Linked DNA regions of Homo sapiens: region 1 is linked to region 2. A link is an interaction called in ENCODE POLR2A ChIA-PET data of the cell type or tissue named here. Cell type or tissue: MCF 10A. All regions are shown on one strand. Region 1 overlaps ARK2C (arkadia (RNF111) C-terminal like ring finger ubiquitin ligase 2C). Region 2 has its middle 9.3 kb from the start of ARK2C.

Region 1 (2,500 bases), 63 kb before region 2:
CCACTCCTCTCAGCTATCTGCTCTGTGGTCCCTAAGCCTGTCTTCCCCCTCCAATAGTTGTTCCCAATCTGTTGTGGACCTTGAGCCAAGATAGGACCCTGATTCTGGTAGAATTCCTCGTGAACCGAGAGTCAATAAGCTATTAAAGAAATCCAATAAACAGCCACAGAGTTAAGTACATGAGCTTCATGGCAATTGCTTCAATGTTTCGTGTCTTTTTTTTTCTTTATCTCTGTGTTCTTAGGTCTGTTTTTAACTGCCCCTAAGTGGGGTGTGAAATTTTCACCCACACCCACCTCTCCACAAAAACACACCTCTGAGTTCTCTACGTTTACCCCTCACTCGGGAAATGGAAATTGCTTTGATTTATCCTGAGCCCACCTTCTGAAAAAGCTGCTTTTTCCTGTTGTCTAGGATTGGTGAGTAAACCCATGCCCAGCCCCAAGCCCCTTCTTCATGTCTTGAGGAACCTAAACCTCCCGAGTGAAAAGAAGTCACAGAGGTCCATCGCTCCCCAGATCCCAATTGAGGGCAGCTTGGTTCAGTGCCAACCCCGTGTGCTTCCTGCGCCCTTGATCATGGCCAAGGTGCACCACAAAAACAGAGTTGTGTGTGTCTTGCTGCCCGATCTCCTGCTAAACGTGCAGGTCCCAACATGTGTTTCAGGAACAAATTGTTCCACAGGATTGAGCAGCTGCTAGGTCACTGAAGGGTCCCAGGATCAAATGTATCTAAGAAGTGCATGGAAACATTATAAAGTTGAAAAAGTTAAACAAGGTTTTTGTTTTGTTTTGTTTTGTTTCCTGCCAACTTCTCCAGGTTTGCAACCTTTCCAAGTCTTTTGCATACTGTATGAGTGGTGAATCTTCGAGTTAGAGGTGGTATTACATACAGGATTTCTCCAACTTACTTAGCCAGGGAACCCAAACACCCCTTGAAAATGCCATCTTACTATGTAGCTATCTCCCTTCACCTCCCAGCTGTAATCCCAAATAAACATGTAACCTTCAGTAAGCCACTTTCTCTCTCTCAGCTTTATACTCTTTGTGTGTCAAATAAGGGTGTTCATCTAGATGGGGAATGGCAAAGAGGCCTGCTTGGAACGCAAGTGCCAGCTTGAATCTTGGAAATCCCCAGCCTGTGGGGATTGTTCAGAGGAATTCTGATGCTGCCTGTAGGCTTGAAGGAACAGCTGCCACGGTTGATTAGGCGTGACTGCCCCAGTCCTAAGAGCTGGACTGGCAGCCTGCGTTGCCCTGCACTGGCTGTCCCTGTAACTAAATAACCCCTAAGGTCAGCTTCTGCTTCAAGAGGCTGCTTTGGGTGCACACAGATCCCTGAGCTGACCCTGGGATTTCAGCAGTCCTCGATGATGAAGACTAGAAGCTTCTCCCGTCCCAGCGTTTGACTTCCAAACTGAAGCTATCTGTGGTTTCTGGTCTGTTCCCATTCAGGGGCCCTTGCACCCTCCACGGGTCTGTATGCCCAGCTCTGGACTTCTTCCAAGTGGGGAATGTTTTTCTTGCTTCATGCCCTCCAGAGCTACACCCAGGTGGTGCCGGGAAGCACAGGGACTTCCACATTTTGCACAGCCTGGAGGGGAATTTGGCACTAAAGTTGGGACAAGTTTCTCCCCTAGTCCTGGAATATTGCAAGTTCTGTACACATTTCTTGTCCTCAGAGCTAATGCTGTTTTTGTACTGGATTCACTCCCAAAGGCCTGCACTGTCCAAAGGAAAAGCTGCTTTCCTTACTTCAGAGTGGTTCCCCAAGCTCTGCACTGGAATCATGGAGGATGGGGGCTTGTTTCAATGCAGATCCCCAACCCCCTCACCCACTTGCTGAATGGGACTCTCTGGAGGTGGGGCCTGGTTATCTGCCTTTTTTTATGCATGCCTCAGCTGGACGTTGAAGTTTGAGAACAAGCCATGAAGAAACTTGTCTGCTAAGCTGGACAGACTGTAGCCCTCTGTTGACAAGCTATGTCAGAGTGTCACTGCTGTGAGACCACCAAAAATCACTGCTTCCCTGGCCTGGCGCACTCTCCTCAGCCTCTTTACCCAGCCTGTCTACTGCCCCTCAGAACTGTGTGAGGAATGAATTAGAAGAGAATGTTGGCCAAGTGCCTGGTTCAGCAGCGGCACGCAGCAGTGCCCAGGAATGTCAGTGTCCCCCGCCAAAAGGAGTAGCTGCTCCTCCGCCACCCAAACACTGCCCATGATGCCAAAGGTACTAGAAATCAGAAAGTGGGGGACTCCCAAAATGGCCTAAATCCTGTCTGCTGTGGGAAGAAGGAAGGAGGAAGTGATGAGAAGTGAAAACAAAATGTTCCTCTGAGAGCCGCATGTCCAGCTCCCCAGTTCTTCCTACCTATAAAGACAGCACCATGTCCCAGAAAGAGAATCTCCACTGAAAGGACAGCTGCCAGGGACAGGGAAAAGATCCTGTTTTGTTCACTACTCTATAGCTATCTACATGGTTGGAATGAAATGAGCACTTA
Region 2 (2,500 bases):
TCTGACCCACATCTTTCATCCTTTTTCCGCTGGCCAGGACATGTCCTTTTCCTGCGTGGCAAGTGGACACCTGCAAAGCCTCTTAGGACATGCCCAAAGTGACAGCTCACACGGAGATCCAGGGTGAGTTAAGGAAACATGAATTAATGTGATGGGAACAAAGAGTGTGTGTGGGCACACCTGGTGAAGAAACCAGAAGTTTCTCTGGTACGCAGTGGGGAGCACCGGGGGATTCTGAGCATCAGAGTGAAGTGTCAGGAAAAGTAATCTACCATCTAGGCACAACATGAACAAAGGTGGGGGTAGATTCTAGGGGCTGGGAAATCAGGTGGGATTGAAAGTCAGGCTTAGGAATGGCACATTGATCCTGAATGCAGGGCCAAGGAGGAACCAATGACATGCCTGATCTGTTTTTTGTTTTTGTTCTGCTGCTTTGTTTTTGAGACAGAGTCTCACTCTGTCACCCAGGCTGGACTGCAGTGGCTTGATCATGGTTCACTGCAGCCTCGATCTTCCAGGCTCAAGTGATCCTCCCACTTCAGCTTCCTACGTAGTTGGAACTACAGAGGTGCACCACAGCGCCCAGCTAATTTAAAAAAAAAAACAAAATTCTTTTGTTTTGTAGAGACAGGGTCTCACTATGTTGCCTAGGCTGTTCTCCAACTCCTGGCCTCAAGTAATCCTCCCACCTCAGCCTCCCAAAGTACTGAGATTACAGACATGAACCACCACACTCGACCAACACCTGACCTTTTTAACCAGGGAAAAGAATGTTCTGCAGGCACTCTTTTCCTTATGATGACGTTAAGATTTCAGTGGTGGTCTCTAATCCAGTCATTCTTAAATCCAAACGACACCATTCAAATGAATCACATGTACTCATCTCTGAAAAGCTAAACTTTCCTCTTAATCCTTTTGTAGTTATCTGATTCTAACTTCTACTGACTTTTCCACATGCTGTCTGATTTTGCTCTTATTGGACATGAGACAGTTTCATATATTCATAAATCAGCTCAAATATTGGGCTTACCAAGGCAAACCTGCAACTGGGGTAGGCTGCCAAGGTGTCGCAGGGAATGCTAGCAGGCCCTGTTATCTATTCCTCACTTCTTTCTGGATAATAGAGTCTCTGACTTTTAGTTCAGCATATGGCCACCTGGATTAAAGACTACATTTCCCAGATTCCTTTGCAGTCAGGCATGATTAATTCTGAGCAATGGGATGTAAGCAGAAGTTCATGTGTGACTCCCAGGAAGTGTTCTTTAAGGCAAAGAGCTGTGCCTTTCTCCACCTCTTTATCATTTGCACTAACTGGAAGATGGATTGCAGGGCTGGACTGGAACAGCCATGTAGGACTGGAGGAAAGTACACCCTAAAGACAGTGAGGAAGCATGTTTGAAAGAGGCTGGATACTGGATGATTTCATAAAGCTACTCTACCAACCCCAGACAGCCTCCTATGACTTCTTTGAAATGGGAAATAATTAGATTGCAGTCTCACTGAAGCTGTTGTTATTTTGCAACTCTCTCTCACTCTCTCCTACTTGCAGTCAGGCGTAAAATCATCACATGACCACTGATTCCTCCCCAGGTGGGCCAAGACAGAGATGACATGTTTTGGTTGTGATACAAGATTTTGTTCAGGTTTATGGAACTGGGTAAGTTGTGTGCATAAGAAGAAGCACTGCTTTAATGCACAAGGAGAGGCAAGCAGGATGGGGAAACATGGGGAAGTGGCCCCAGTGTGTTCAATGAATGCTAAGAGCAGACTGAACAAGCGAGATGTGACAGGTGTGATGATTTAGGCTTTCCCTGCAGGCAAGGGAGACATCATGACCTTATTTCATTCCTTACTTCTTCATTTTCCCTCAGTAACTCCCTCCTTGGTCGGGGAAGCAGGTGACTGGTAGAAATCCACAGAGAGGGCCGGGCACAGTGGCTCACGCCCATAATCCCAGCACTTTGGGAGGCCAAGGCAGGAGGATCACCTGAGGTCGGGAGTTTGAGACCAGCCTGACCAACATGGAGAAACCCCATCTCTACTAAAAATACAAAATTAGCCGGGCATGATGGCGCATGCCTGTAATCCCAGCTACTCGGGAGGCTGAGGCAGGAGAATTGCTTGAACCTGGGAGGTGGAGGTTGCGGTGAGCCGAGATCGTGCCATTGCACTCCAGCCTGGGCAACAGGAGCAAAACTCCATCTCAAAAAAGAAAAAAAAAAAGAAATCCACCAACAGTGCAGGGCAGTCCCTGGATGCATGTCCTTATGGGGCTGGTTCTCACACTTCAGTGTGCATAAGAATCCTGTGGAGAACTTGTTTAAAAGATAGATCCTGACTGTGTGCAGTGGCTGGTGCCTGTAATCCCAGAACTTTCAGAGGCCCAGGCTTGAGGATGGCTTGAGACCAGGAATTCAAGACCAGCCTGAGCAACATAGCAAGACCCCATCTCTACAAAAATAAAAAATTAGCCAGGTGTAGTGATGCATGCCTGTAGTCT

Evidence for each region. Peaks named below come from ENCODE experiments on the same cell type or tissue, not always from the same donor. Only the 100,000 strongest peaks of a DNase experiment are listed, where the experiment ranks them.
Region 1: POLR2A ChIA-PET joins it to region 2 with 6 read pairs; 1 of 35 experiments calls an interaction of 5 or more read pairs at or near these places.

The regions. Positions count from the first base shown.
Region 1 is chr18:46,386,621-46,389,120 of GRCh38, reverse strand. All of the region lies in intron 1 of ARK2C (arkadia (RNF111) C-terminal like ring finger ubiquitin ligase 2C), which reads right to left. It overlaps LOC105372095 (a long non-coding RNA gene), which reads left to right. Exons shown (of 4, transcript XR_007066354.1): 3 at 245-419; 4 at 820-1,018. Among named protein-coding and RNA genes, the nearest start is that of ARK2C, 54 kb to the right of the region's middle. RefSeq lists an enhancer at 1,456-1,956. In MCF 10A, no CTCF peak of the experiment used is centred here; DNase peaks (open chromatin) are centred at 600, 1,140 and 1,520.
Region 2 is chr18:46,323,510-46,326,009 of GRCh38, reverse strand. No RefSeq gene overlaps it. Among named protein-coding and RNA genes, the nearest start is that of ARK2C, 9.3 kb to the left of the region's middle. In MCF 10A, no CTCF peak of the experiment used is centred here; a DNase peak (open chromatin) is centred at 1,239.